Linked DNA regions of Homo sapiens: region 2 is linked to region 1. The links are chromatin contacts, found by Hi-C or POLR2A ChIA-PET in ENCODE. All regions are on one chromosome and are shown on one strand. The core of a region is the stretch at or near the end of the contact, and the rest is flanking DNA. Distances in the headings are between cores, read along the strand shown. Region 1 holds the start of SMU1 (SMU1 DNA replication regulator and spliceosomal factor). Region 2 holds the start of CCDC107 (coiled-coil domain containing 107).

The links. A loop is a pair of places that touch in the nucleus more often than their neighbours do. ChIA-PET counts read pairs that join two places held with the same protein, here RNA polymerase II (POLR2A). Pooled maps may share reads with other maps.
Region 2: a loop to region 1 is called in a pooled map, with 2.2 times the contacts of the local background. The contact joins the promoter of CCDC107 here to the promoter of SMU1 in region 1. A Hi-C loop is called at or near these places in 1 of 50 pooled maps. POLR2A ChIA-PET finds 5 or more read pairs at or near these places in 2 of 52 experiments (A673 and activated CD4-positive, alpha-beta T cell).

What each region holds. Positions count from the first base shown.
Region 1 is chr9:33,072,042-33,079,527 of GRCh38, reverse strand. SMU1 (SMU1 DNA replication regulator and spliceosomal factor) reads left to right here and starts at 2,854. Exons shown (of 12, transcript NM_018225.3): 1 at 2,854-2,945; 2 at 5,722-5,932. The coding sequence starts at 2,920. RefSeq lists enhancers at 2,473-2,672, 2,843-2,992.
Region 2 is chr9:35,653,098-35,660,583 of GRCh38, reverse strand. It overlaps CCDC107 (coiled-coil domain containing 107), which reads right to left and starts at 2,292. Exons shown (of 5, transcript NM_174923.3): 1 at 2,099-2,292; 2 at 1,857-2,008; 3 at 123-183; 4 at 1-27. The coding sequence starts at 2,204. It overlaps ARHGEF39 (Rho guanine nucleotide exchange factor 39), which reads left to right. Exons shown (of 9, transcript NM_032818.3): 9 at 1-1,241. It also overlaps RMRP. RefSeq lists a silencer at 2,170-2,429 and enhancers at 2,512-3,019, 3,020-3,528.

The DNA of each region.
Region 1 (7,486 bases), core at 1,605-4,104:
TAATCACAGCTACTTGGGAAGCTGAGGCAGAAGAATCACTGGAACCCAGGAGGCAGAGGTTGCAGTGAGCTGAGATGGTGCCACTGCACTCCAGCCTAGGCAACAGAGTGAGACTCTGTCTTAAAAAAGAAAGAAAAATCTACTTACGCAGATAATGAAAAAATCAATATAATGCTAAATATATAGGAAAAATAAAAATAAATTAATTTGTTATAAAATAGAGTAATATGTAGTTCAATATCAAAATCCTAGGGTGTTACTACAAAAGACATAATGAAGCAATAAGATGCTCACATCTATAAATAATGAACAAGCTTGGATGTAATAGGAGTCATAAGAAGAGAAGCCATTCCATTCAAAATGAAAGCAGAGGTGTGGTGGATATTAGAATAAAACCTGGTGTTAAGTAATCATAGAGAAGATTTATTTGTATAAACAAAATAGAGAAGTAACCTGAATTTAAGAGTAACATGACAAGTACTAGGTAGAGAAAATGAGGACATATGCTATTGTTGCGATGAGCTGGGTCTTCTTTTCAAGGAAGAAGTTATAATAATTTTGTGCTGTTATGGGATAGAATAGTGAAGGAGTATCTCATAAACCATATAACCCATGTTGATATCTCACTACATGTCAAGGCAAGCATGGAGACTCTAAAACATTTGAAACCTTGGAGACCATGTCCTTCAAGAATTGATAGGAAATAGAGGATGATTTGACAAAAGAAGCAGTATTTAAGAGGTTATGGACAAGTTGTATGGCAGACCTTTAGGCACAGAATCAGATAAGACTGAAAGCCATCAGGAAATCTACAAATACATCATTTCAATATGTAATTTCGGAACACAGATTTATTTTATTTATTTATTTATTTATTATTTTTTGGTCACTCGGTCACCCAGGGTGGAGTGCAGTGGTTCGATCTCTCCTCACTGCAACCTCTGCCTCCCGGGTTCAAGGGATTCTCCTGCCTCAGTCTCCCGAGTAGCTGGGATTACAGATGCACACCTATCTGCCTGGCAAATTTTCTTATTTTTAGTAGAGACGGGGTTTCACCATGTTGGCCAGGCTGGTCTCCAACTCCTGAACTCAGGTGATCCACCCGCCTCAGCCTCCCAAAGTGCTGAGATTACAGGCGTGAGCCACCACGCCTGGCCAGATTTATTATTACTGTGCTGCAAATAATTTTTACAATTTATATACAACAGCAATAAAATATTTAAAAATAGGTTTTATGTATGAAGTTCACTGATATCTCTACATTTCATTTGTCACTACAAATGTAATAATGTGTTTGACCTAAAGTCCCGTGACAGGGCGTGGTGGCTCATGCCAGTAATCCCAGCACTTTGGGTGGCTGAGGTGGGAGGATTGCTTGAGCTGGAGGGGTCGAGGCTGCAGTGTGCCACGATCGAGACACTGCACTCCAGCATGGGCAACAAAGCGAGTCCTTGATTCAAAAAAACGCAAAACCAACCAACCAACCAAAATCCTCAATTAACTCTTCCTATAAATTTTGGCTAGTGTTATGTTGGTTTTGAATGTATTAATATCCCATCAGGTATTGCATATTCAGCCTCATCTTAAATCTAATCAACTAATTACATCAAACGAAAGCAACATTGGCTGGGCGCAGTGACTCACGCCTGTAATCCCAGCACTTTGGGAGACCGAGGCGGGCGGATCACGAGGTCAGGAGTTCGAGAACAGCCTGACCAACATAGTGAAATCCCATCTCTACTAAAAATACAAAAAATTAGCCTGGCGTGATGGCAAGAAACCTGTAATCCCAGCTACTCCGGAGGCTGAGGCAAGAGAATCTCCTGAACCCGGGAGGCAGAGTTTGCAGTGAGCCGAGATCGCGCCATTGTGCTCTTCAGCCCGGGCGACAGTGCGAGATTCCGTCTCAAAAAAAAAGCAATCTTTCCAAACCAGTGCTCTTTCTTTTCTTTCTTTTCTTTTCTTTCTTTTCTTCTTTCTTTTCTTTGCTTTTCTTACTACAATCTTATCACCACTACTTTTCTTTTCTTCTTTTGAGACGGAATTTTGCTCTCCTTGCCCAGGCTGGAGTGCAATGGTGTGATCTCGGCTCACCGCATCCACCTCCAGAGGTGAAACGATTCTCCTGCCACAGACTCCCGAGTAGCTGAGATTACAGGCGCCCCCGCCACCACGCCCGGCTAATTTTTTGTATTTTTAGTAGAGACGGGGCTTCACCATGTTGCCCAGGCTGGTCTCGAACTCGCGCGCTGGGAGTACAGGCGCGAGCCACCGCGCTCCGCCCCAGCGCTTTTCTTTTTCAGTACATTTGTGAGCTGTATGGCGCCCGGTGCTTTTTTTCTTTTTCTTTTCTATCTTTCTTTTTTTTTTTTTTTTTTTTTTGAGACGGAGTTGCGCTCTTGTTTTCCATGCTGGGGTGCAATGGCGCGATCTCGGCTCACCGCAACCTCCGCCTCCTGGGTTCAAGCGATTCTCCTGCCTCAGGCTCCCGAGTAGGGATTACAGGCATGCGCCACTACGCCCGGCTAATTTTGTATTTTTAGTAGAGACGGGGGTTTCTCCATGTTGGTCAGGCTGGTCTCGAACTCACGACCTCAGGTGATCGCCCGCCTCGGCCTTCCAAAGTGTTGGGATTACAAGCGTGAGCCACCGCACCCGGCTCCGGCCTGCTTTTAAACAGTCTTCCTCCTGATGCGTATTTCTCTGGGGCAGGGGCATAAACTCCGCCCTCTGACAGCCCCTGAGGGCTCCGCCCCTACGCGAACCTCGCCCCTACTCTTCGTTCACTCTATCTCCAGAGCGGGAGCCAGACGCCGACCCAAGCGGAAGTGACGTTAGGTGTCCGCCGGAGGTGTCGTTGGTGTGTTGCGCGACTGGCCTTGAGGGAGAGCTGGGGCCTGCTCCCGGAGAGATACGGCTATGTCGATCGAAATCGAATCTTCGGAGTGAGTCCTGCGGTGGGGATGTTCGCGCCTTGCCGGGGGCCTGGAGGTTAAGGGTGTGGGGCGGAGGGTACTCGGGAGAAGGCATCCGAGAGGCCAGGGAGTGGAGGGCCATTTCCTTGCCCCCAAAGAAGCATCTTGGATCTCGCTACCTCGGAGGTGGGCCCACAGGAAAGTAGCAGCTCTCAGACGTGAAGCCCAAAACCTCGAGGGAGGTGGCACGGGTGGGGAAAACACACCTTGCAGACCTAAGTTCTGTCCTTGGCCGACTGCTGGCGCGCTGTGATTGACCAAATTAAGGATCCACTCTGGACTCCAGTCTAATTATCTGCGCAAGGGGATAGGTCTCTTTAAGCCTTGCTTCTCTCCCTGTCCAGCTTATGCAATGTGATTCGTTGTCTCTGCTTATACGGCCCCTTTGCTTTTCTCTGCCTAGCGTTTATCACTCAGTATTGTCACTGTTTGATAACCTCACCCCAAACTAGCCTTTGTCGGTGCCTAGGAGCTCCTTTTCCTTGTGGTCTCAGTGTCTAGCATACCTTAGAGGAAGAGTTAATTGCTTTTGGAATGAATGAACAACTAGCTTTTGGAATGAATGAACAACTATCAGGCCCGATCTGGCACGGAATTTTGGGTTGTCTGGGGAGAGACAGACTGGAGACTGGGCTAGAAAGAAAAATTTTCAAGGAATAGGGGATGAGAATTAGTGACTAAAGAAGACCTTAGTGTGCTTTTCCAGAACTCCATCCTCCACCTGTCCTTGCCAACACTTAATAATAATTAAATTAACAGACATAAAAATTGTGTCTGAGTGTAAGGGAGGGAGAGGACCTTTTTTGGAGACTTTTCATAGGAGGAAGGGAGGTTTATGCATTCAGCAAATACTGAAATGATGTTAACCTACTTGTCCAAGGTCACATAACTTTGATTCAAATCCCAGACTATCTTCAAAGCTTCTAGCTCTTTATGTATTCATTTCTGTTTGAAGGTAGGGAATTTGATTTTGGCTATGTCAAATGTGAGCTGTTTGAGGAGAGAGATGACTTATTTTGGGAGTGTAAAATGGAAGTCAACGGACATGTGCTAAGGAAGATAGTATCATAGCAGAATAACAGGGGTCTAAGTCTGGATACCTGCATACCTCATAAAGGGGCCATGAGAGAAAAAGACTACTGCAGGTAGCAGCAATCAGTTCCCTTTTTTTTTTTTGAGACGGAGTCTCACTCTGTCACCCAGGCTGGAATGCAGTGGCGCGATCTCCGCTCACTGCAAGCACCGCCTCCCACGTTCACGCCATTCTCCTGCCTCAGCCTCCCGAGTAGCTGGGACTACAGGCGCCCACCACCATGCCCGGCTAATTTTTTTGTATTTTTAGTAGAGACGGGGTTTCACCGTGTTAGCCAGGATGGTCTCGATCTCCTGACCTTGTGATCTGCCCGCCTCGGCCTTCCAAAGTGGTGAGATTACAGGCGTGAGCCACCGCGGCCGGCCTATAGTTGTTTTTAAGAAGAGGGGCCAGGTGCGGTGGCTCACACCTGTCATCTCAACACTTTGGGAAGCTGAGGTGGATGGATCACTTGAGCCCAGAAGTTTGAGACCAGCATGGTCAACATGGCAAAACCACGTCTCTACAAAAAATACAACAATTAGCCAGTGTGGTGGTGCATGCCTGTGGTCTCAGCTACTCGGGAGGCTGAGGTGAGAGGATCACCTGATCCCAGGAGGCCCAGGCTGCAGTCAGCCACAATCACGCCACTATTCTGTCCAGCCTGAGCGATGCAAGTGACCATTTCTCAAAAAAAAAAAAAAAAAAGAGGATGTTTGCTTTCTCCTCAGGAATACATGCTCTAGAGCCACACTGCCAGTTTGAGTCCTGATTTTTCCACTTATTATCTCTATTATCTGATCAAATCCTCATCTGTAAATTGGGGATAAAAGTAAACTTACCTCATAGGTTTTATTTTATTTATTTTTTTGAGACAAGGTCTTGCTCTCTTTCCCAGGCTAGAGTGCAGTGGCATGATCACGGCTCACTGCAGCCTCAACCTTATGGATACAAGCAATCCTCCCACCCCAGCTTCCCAGGTAGCTGGGACCACAAGCACACACTATCATGCCTAGCTAATTTTTTTTTTTGTGTGTGTGTGTGTGTAGAGAAGGGGTCTTCTTATGTTGCCCATGCTGGTCTTGAACTCATGGGCTCAAGGGATCCTCCCACATCAACATCCCAAGTAGCTGGGACTACAGGCACATGCCACCATGTTTGGCTAATTTAAAAAAAAATTTGTAGAGATGGGGTCTCACAGCTGCCTGATCTGGTCTCAAACCTCCTGGTTTCCAGCCAATCCTCCTGCCTCAGCCTCCCAAATTACTGAGATTACAGTCATGAGCCAGCATGCCCAACCTCATTTAGATTATTTTGTATAAATAACTAGTCTAGTCATTTAAAGTATTTCAGTGAAGTGTGCTACAATATAATTACAAGAATGAATAGGAAACTAGGCTCTGGATTAGGAAATAAGATAGTCACCTTGACACCAACTCCCTTTCTAGCTGACTGAGACATTAGGCAAATGATTTCCTTTCCTTGAACCCCAGTTCTGTCTCTATGGTTAGGGGGGGTCCCCTTATAATTTAGATTCTGTGATTTTGGAAAATTTTACTCACATGATAAAGAAATAGTAGTGAAAGGAAGATGATTGAGTAGGAGCTTGATAGGCTTTATTTTTGACCTCTGGTGAGTGAGAATCCCTGAGCTGAACGATTTGTTTTCTTTCAGTGTGATCCGCCTTATTATGCAGTACTTGAAGGAGAACAGTTTACATCGGGCGTTAGCCACCTTGCAGGAGGAGACTACTGTGTCTCTGAATACTGTGGACAGCATTGAGAGTTTTGTGGCTGACATTAACAGTGGCCATTGGGATACTGTGTTGCAGGCTATACAGTCTCTGAAATTGCCAGACAAAACCCTCATTGACCTCTATGAACAGGTAAGAGTGGTGGTGATGCTGATCCCCATGGGTTGGTTCGTTGTGGGCCAGCTCCCCAACTAAAAAGCGTCAGTGAGCATTCCTTCAAGCACGGTAGGGCTGCATCAGCCCATACAACAATGGCAAGGCTTGACATTGTATTTTTTCTCCCTTCTTGGAAAATCCAGGATTTCCCAAATTAAAATTCTTTCCTTTTTTTGAGACTGGATCTTGTTCTGTTACCCACTCTGGAGTGCAGTGGCAAGATCACAGCTTGCTGCATCCTCCATTTCCAGGATCAATCCTTCCTCCTGCCTCAGCCTCCTGAGTAGCTAGGAACACAGGCACGCACCACCACGCCTGCCTAATTTTTGCATTTTTCTGTAGAGACAGGATCTCACCATAATACCCAGGGTGGTCTCAAACTCCTGGGCTCAAGCAGTTCGCCAGCCTTGACTTTCCAAAGGGCTGGGATTACAGGCACGAGAGAGCCTCAACTTTCTAATCACATAGTTAGTCTTTCTGATAACTAGCTCCTACCTATCCTGAGCCATTTCCTTTGCACAAACCCAGGTGTGATTCAAGGGGCCCAGGAGTAACAAAGATACCCCTATCACTGGTCAAATTCCAAGAAGCTCCAAGCCAAGAACCTAGGACAAAGATCAGACAAATTTGTGATTATAAAACAGCAGAGTAGACTTTCTGGAAATAAGATTGTAATTTGAAGTAAAAGTAGTGAAATTGGTTTTTGGTTTTTGTTTACGGGTTTTTTTTTTTGTTTTTTTTTTGAGACAGAGTCTCACTGTGTTACCCAGGCTGGAGTGCAGTGGTGCGATCTCTGCTCACTGCAACCTCCATCTCCGGGGTTCAAGCGATTCTCCTGCCTCAGCCTCCCGAGTAGCTGGGATTACAGGCGTGCATCACCACGCCCAGCTAAGTTTTGTGTTTAGTAGAGACGGGGTTTCACCACATTGGCCAGGCTGGTCTCCAACTCCTGACCTCAAGTGATCCACCTGCCTCAGCCTCCCAAATGCTGGGATTACAGGTGTGAGCTGCCGTGTCTGGGCAGTTTGTTTCTTTACAATCCGTATGAGTTCAATAATTCCCAAAGAAAATTTTGGTAACTGGAGAAAGGTTTCTCTGGAGCCCATGGGTATATTCCCATCTTTAGCTTTCTTTGGCATCTACATTCTGAGCAAGAAGCCTGAGAGGAGGGGAGATTGGTAGATAAAAATGAAGGATAGAGTTTGAAGGATTGAAATTATTATTTATTTATTTATTGAGACAGATCTCGCTCTGTCGCCCAGGCCAGAGTACAGTAGCATGAGCTTGGCTCACTGCACTCTCCGCCTCTCGGGTTCAAGCAATTCTCCTGCCTCAGCCTCCCAAGTAGCTGGAATTACAGGCATATACCACCACACCCAGCTAATTTTTTTTGTATTTTTAGTAGAGAGTCTGTTTCACCACGTTGGCCAGGCTGGTTTCGAACTGCTGACCTCAAGTGATCCGCCCATCTTGGCCTCCCACAGTGTTAGGATTATAGGCATGAGCCACCAAGCCCACCAAGTCCACCTG
Region 2 (7,486 bases), core at 1,043-3,542, 2.6 Mb before region 1:
GTTGTGTCAACTGGGCCAGCTGTTGCTCTGGGGATAAGGGAAAAAAGGGGGCAGAAGTGGTTATGTATCTTCTGCTGTCCCCTAAACTCCCCCGACCCAGCACAGACTTCTGCTAAACCCACCTGACTGCAGTGGCTGCTGCTTGCTTGCCTCCTCGTGGAGAACCGCAGTTTCATCTTTCCCCTGTTGTGGAAGAAGGAAAGGGCAGTACTGAAGCAACAAGGTTCTGCTCCATCACCTCAGTCTCCAGAGCCAGCCAAGAGAGAGTGCAATTTGAGATGGAGACAGTGATTGGGTTTTTACCTCAGAGAATCACAATCCTAGTCTATCTAGCTCCTCACCCAGCATATGAAGCGACGTCCTATGTCCCACACATGGTCAGTTTGCTGAAACACCTCCAGGAATGAGCAACTCCCTCCGGTTTGAAAAAAGCTCTGGTGGCTGAGTGCTGTGGCTCACACCTGTAATCCCAGCACTTCGGGAAGCCAAGGTGGGTGGATCACCTGAGGTCAGGAGTTTGAGACCAGCCTGGCCAACACGGTGAAACCCTGTCTCTATTAAAAATACAAAAATTAGCCGGGCGTGGTGGCAGGTGCCTGTAATCCCAGTTACTTGAGAGGCTGAGGCAGGAGAATCGCTTGAACCTGGGAGCCAGAGGTTGCAGTGAGCCGAGATTGCGCCGCTGCACTCCAGCCTGGGTGACAGAGCGAGACTCCATCTCGAAAAAAACAAAAACTTTGGTTGTTAGACAGTTCATGCACAAAGCCAAAATTTGTCCTTTATGTATCTTCTTTCCATAGTGCTTACTGGAGCCTTCCAAAATAATGTCTCCTCAAGGTGACAGCCCCTCAGGAATTTGAAGGCAATGGTCACACCCTCACCCACTTTCCTGAGTTTTTTCTGGTTTATTAACGTCAGTCTTTACAGTCAGTGCTCATTGACGGTGGTTTTCTCTGGTTGTTTCCTGAACACGTAGTGCTCTTAAAGCAATGCCCTGAGGAGAATACAATTCTCCAGGGGCATTCTGATTGGCAGGTGAAGCACAGTGCCATGTTCCCAGCACTGATTTGGGAAGTGGCTTGTCACATCCCACAGTGAACTCAGTCAACTGGAATGCCTAACTCTCTTTCATAAGACCTCCTGCTACATTATGTTTCTCCCAGACTGTACTCAGGTCCAAGAACAGAATTTACTAGTCTATCCTTCTCAAAGTTCATCATTAAATTCAGTCATTCATCCTAGCCTGTCACATCTACCTGGGGTCATTATTAGCTATCTCTTCTAGTTTCATATATCTAAACTGGTTCCATCGGTTCTATTTTATAATGCAAGTACGTAATAGGGTCACGGCTAAAGACACAGCCCTGGAAGGTACTGTTTTTCAAAATGTACTGTCAACTTACATTTCAGGGCCTCCTCCCAAGGAGAACATGAGACCACTTCATATCTGGAACTCTAGAAACACTGGCTGCAGCAATCAACCTCCTGTGCCAAGGCTGGCCCCACTCTTGTAGCATGGACACTGCTAGCTGGGTTCAAATCCCAGCTCCAGCAGTTGCCAGCGCTGGGTGACCTCGAGCAAGTGACTACTCCTCACTGGATTGTAGGAGAACTAAATGTGATAGTCATTATTTACAGTTCACCACACGCTCTTCACATCCGTTACCTCCCTGGATCCTCAAAATAACCTCATAATATTGGAAGGCCAACGGACTACTGTCTTTATTTTACAGACAGGGAAGCTGTGTCTTGTTCTTGGTACCCTGGCACCCCCATGGGAGATTCGGGCTCAGGGGATCCCCACGCCCGGCGGTCCCGCACCTGCAGGGGCACCCCTACCCCCGGCCGCCCCGTACCTGCAAACACTTGTACAGCACAAAAGCCGCGACGGCCGCGGTGTACAGCGCCCCCAGAGGCAGCGACCCGGCCCGGGTCCGCTCGCGTTGATCCTTGAGCGGTGGTCGCCGCCGGGGTTCCGTGGCTCCAGAGCCGGGGTGGGCTGCGTTCCCTGCGGAGGGAGGATACAGGCGAGTCAGCCGAGCTGGGGCCTGGGACCCGTGCGCAGTCCCAGCCCTCCTCCAGCAGCCCTAGCTGGTACCTGGGTGTGCCCGGAGGTCGGGATTGGCGCGGTCTCCTAGGACCCCGGACAGCGCAGACACAAGCAGCAGCCCCACCACACCCAAGAGCGAAACTGCGCCCGCCATTGCCGGCCCACGGGTGGAGGGATCGGGCGGGCGGTGCCGAAGCGGTCCGGCATTGGCCGGCCGCCCCAACGCGCACGCGCACGCGAGCAGGCCGGCCGGCTCCGGGGAGGCCACGCCCACTCCCCGTAGGGCGGGGCCAGACCATATTTGCATAAGATAGTGTCATTCTAGCTTTCCTGTATTTGTTCATTTCGTGTCTATTAGCTATTCTGCTAGCCACAATGCCTCTGAAAGCCTATAGTCTTAGAAAGTTATGCCCGAAAACGGTTTTTTTAATCTCACGCCACCAACTTTCTCACCCTAATCATAAAACACAATTTCTTTAGGGCTATAAAATACTACTCTGTGAAGCTGAGGACGTGGTTCGTGCTGAAGGCCTGTATCCTAGGCTACACACTGAGGACTCTGTTCCTCCCCTTTCCGCCTAGGGGAAAGTCCCCGGACCTCGGGCAGAGAGTGCCACGTGCATACGCACGTAGACATTCCCCGCTTCCCACTCCAAAGTCCGCCAAGAAGCGTATCCCGCTGAGCGGCGTGGCGCGGGGGCGTCATCCGTCAGCTCCCTCTAGTTACGCAGGCAGTGCGTGTCCGCGCACCAACCACACGGGGCTCATTCTCAGCGCGGCTGTTTTTTGTTCCCGAGACCACGGCTCACTGCAGCCTCGACCTCCCCGGGCTCACGCGATGCCTCACCTCAGGCTCCCAAGTAGTTGGGACCGCAGGCGCACGCCATCATGCCTGGCTAATTTTTGTATTTTTTGTAGAGACGGATTTTCACCTGTTGCCCAGGCTGGTCTCGAACGCCTGGTGTCAAGCGATCAGTCCACCTCGCCCTCCCAAAGTGCTGGGATTACAGGCGTGACACCGCGCCCGGTCAACGCGGCTGCTTTTCATGCGCGGGCAGCTTTACGCTGTTCTTGGCCTTGCTATGAAGTCCTTGTGCTCATTACTCCAAATATGGAGCATTCCTGAAACAGCCTCCTCTTCTACCTCCCTCTCCCTTTGGCAAACGCCATAGTAGCCACCATTCACTGTGTAGCTGGTACACAACATATGGACTCTGCTTGGGCTAGAATCCTGCCTCCTGTACTCAAGAGCGGTGACCTTGTGAAACTTAGTTCTCTCTCCGTGCCTTCCTTTCCACTCTGAGGAATGAAGATAAGCACTTACTTCAAGAGCTATGATGATTAAATGGGATCACTCAAGTTAGAACCGTGCCTACTTATTAGTGATTTTTTTTTTTTTGGAACGGCGGGTCGCTCTCTTGCCCAGGCTGGTCTTAAACTCCTGGGATCCTCCCGCTTCAGCCTCCCGGGTAGTTGACATTACAGGCACGTGCCACCCCGACGGACTCTAGTGATTTTTTAACTTGAGCAGCTACTACTGTAAGCCAGACAGTTGAAATTACACTGACTCTCCCTGACATGCCGCTGCATTCCCTTTCTGCATACTGGGTTCTACACGACCTTCAGTTCTCAGCTCAAGTGTGTTCCCATCATTCGGAACCCTTAATTCAACTTCTAATTTATTCTTTAGTGCCGCTATTTCACTTTCTTCAATACCACTAGACAAGCAGTCCCCAACCTTTTTGGCATCAGGGACCGGTTTCGTGGAAGACAATTTTTCCATGGACGAAGCGGGGTGGAGGGATGGTTTCCGGATGAAACTGTTCCACTTCAGATCGTCAAGCATTAGATTCTCACGAGGAGCGTGCAACCTAGATCCCTCCCATGCACAGTTCACAATATGGTTCGCGCTCCTATGAGAATCTAATGCCGTGCTCATCTGACAGGAGGCGGAGCTCAGGCGGTAATGATTGCTGGCCCCACTGCCCACATCCTGCTATGTGGCCCGGAGCCTAACAGGCCACAGGCTGGTGCTGGCCTGTGGCCGGGTGTTGGAGACCCTTGAGCTAGGCTGGTCCTAAATTCCACAAGGGCAGGAGCCACCTCTCTTTTTTCTTTACCATTTTACTCCCAGAGCCTAGCACAGCACGTGGCGCCTGGCGATAGCAGGCACTCAATGAATCGTTGTTGAATGAAATTAATGAATGGTTAAAATGACCCAAAAGGGTAATATAGTTAAGCTCTTTCAAAGAATGAGGCAACTGCAATTCAGCAAGGTTAAGTATGCTACTAATCAGGTAAGAGGCAGGGTGGTGATTTCACCAGTTTTTTGCCTGTCTCTATACCTTCTGTCGAACAGCCTTTCCCCATCCTTGTCTTCCATGACTTCACCAGGCAGGCAGGTATTCCTTCTGTTCCACAGAGCCTTCCATGGTCTCTTAATTGGGATACACTGGGTCATCTGTCTAGTTAGATCAAGAGCTCCCTGACATGAAACCATTTCCATTCATCACATTTTTATCTCCAGAGCCTGGCATACAAACAGGCAATCAGTACATCATGTGTGTTAAATAAATGAATGAAGCCAAGATCGGTGGCTTATGCCTCTAATCCCAGCACTTTGGGAGGCCGAGGCAGGAGGATCACCTGAGGTCAAGAGTTTGAGACCAGCCTGGCCAACATGGCTAAATCTCGTCTCTATTAAAAATAGAAAAATTAGCCGGGTGTGGTGGCGGGCGCCTGCAGTCCCAGCTATTTGGGAGGCTGAGACAGGAGAATCACGGGAACCTGGGAGGTGGAGGTTGCAGTAAGCCGAAATCGTGCCACTGCACTCCAGCCTGGGCAAACGAGTGAGACACCGCCTCAGAAAAACAAAACAAAAACAAAAATTAACCAGGTGTGGTGGCCAGCACCTGTAATCCCAGCTATTCAGGAGGCCGAGGCATAAGAATAGCTTCAACCTGGGAGGCGGAGGTTGCAGTGAACAGAGATCGCGCCACTGCACTCCAGCCTCAGTGTCAGAGCAAGACTCCATCTCTAAATAAATAAATAAATAAATAAATAAATAAATAAATAAATGAAATATGGGTGTGTCTTCTTGTTTTTCCTGAAAGGAGGAGGAAGGGCAGGACAGGGAGAAACCCTCACCAAGGGGAGTTATCATAGTGTAGTTCAAGGGTCCCCAACACTATTGGTCCATGGCCTGTTAGGAACTGGGCCGCACAGCAGGAGGTGAGCAGCGGAGGAGCAAGGGTGAGCGGCGGAGTAGCGAGGGAAGCTTCATCTGTATATACAGCCACTCTCCATCCTGGCATTACCGCCTGAGCTCTGTCTCCTGTCAGATCAGTGCAGTGTTAGATTCTCATAGGGCCACGAACCCTATTGTGAATTGTGCATGCACGTGATGTTGTGGGCTCCTTATGAAAATCTAGGCCAGGTGCAGTGGCTGATGCCTGTAATCCCAGCACTTTGGGAAGCCAAGGTGGGTGGATCTCTTGAGGCCAGGAGTTCAAGACCAGCCTGGACAATATGGTTAAAAAAAAAAAAAAGTCTCTAATAAAAATACAAAAATTAGCTGCGCATGGTGGCGCATGCCTGTAATCCTAGCTACTTGGGAGGCTGAGGCATAAGAATTGCTTGAACCCAGGAGGCGAGGTTGCAGTGAGCCAAGATTGCACCACTGCACTCCAGCCTGGGTGACAGAGCGAGACCCTGTCAAAAAAACAAAACAGAACAAAAAAACCACAATACCTGATGATCTGAGGTGGAACAGTTTTATCCCAAAACCATCCCCTCCTCCCATACTCCTGTGCATGGAAAAATTGTCTCCCACAAAACCTGTCCCTGGTGCCAAAACGGCTGGGGACCAGTGGTCTAGCTGATGACCCAGTGACAGCCTGGGTACGCAAAGCAGGGTAATAGAAATCTTGAATCTAAGCCAGTTGGCACAGTCGGTGTAAATAAGGGGTTCAGGCCAGATATAATAATGATAAGTGGTCCCCAACTGATTATTGCCTTTAGAGAACTCAGGGCACTATTGCCAGATCTTTTTTTGAAGGAATCAACAAATTAGAATTTTAAAAATTTGAAATCTCCCAATTTTTAACTGTTGACAAGGAATCAGTGGCATACTTAGCATATTTGACACCAAGTGGTCTTTGTGTGTGTGTGTGTGTGTGTGTGTGTGTGTGTGTGTGTGTGAGAGAGAGAGAGAGAGACAGGGTCTCCCTCTGCTGCCCAGTCAGGAGTGCAGTGGTGAGACCATGGCTCACTGCAGCCCCAAATTTCTTGGATCAGCCTCCTGAGTACCTGGGACTGCAGGTGCACACCACCATGCCCAGCTAATTTGTGTGTTTTTTTGTTGTTGTTTTTTGTTTGTTTGTTTGTTTGTTTTTTGTAGAGACCAGGGTATTGCCCAGGCTGGTCTTGAACTTCTGGCCTCAAGGAATCTGCCTGCCTCAGCCTCCCAAAGTACTGGGATTACAAGTGTGAGCCACCTTGCCTGTTCCGGATCATTTAAAAAACATTTTTCTTTCTTTTCTGTCTTTTTTTTTTTTTTTTTTTGAGACAAGCTCTCACTCTGTTGCCCAGGCTGGAGTGGTGCAGTGGCACAATCATGGCTTACTGCTGCCTCTATCTCCCAGGCTCAAGCAATCTTCCCACTTCAGCCTCTTAAGTAGCTGTGACTACAGGCACACATGCCCCCATGCCTCGCTAATTTTTTAATTTTTTGCAGAGATGGGAATCTCACTATGTTGGTTAGGCTGGTCTCAAACTCTTGGGCCCAAGCTATCCTCCCACCTCAGCCTCTCAAAGTGCTGTGATTACAGGTGTGAGCCATCACACCTGGCCCAAATTTTTCTTTCTTTCTTTTTTTTTTTTTTTTTGAGATGGAGTCTTGCTCTGTCGCCCAGGCTGCAGTGCAGTGGAGTGATCTTGGCTCACTGCAGCCTCCACCTCCTGGGTTTAAGCAATTCTTGTGCCTCAGCCTCCAGAGTAGCTGGGATTACAGGTACCTGCCACCATGCCCGGCTAATTTTTGTATTTTTAGTAGAGACGAGGTTTCACCATGTTGACCAGGCTGCTCTCAAACTCCTGACCTCAGGTGATCCACCCACCTCAGCATCCCAAAGTGCTGGGATTACAGGCGTGAGCCACCATGCCCAGACCCAAATTTTTCTTGTTTTCTTTCTTTTTTTGGGGGTGGGGGGCAGGGTCTCACTCTGTTGCCCAGGCTGGAGTGCAGAGGCTTGATCTTGGCTCACTGAAACCTCTACCTCCTAGGCTCAAGCAATCCTCCCACCTCAGCCTCTCGAGTAGCTGGGACCACAGGCGTGCACCATCACACCTGGCTAATTTTTTGTATTTTTGGTAAAGACGGGGTTTTGCCATGTTGCCCAAGCTGTTCTTGAACTCCTGGGCTCAAGCGATCCTCTT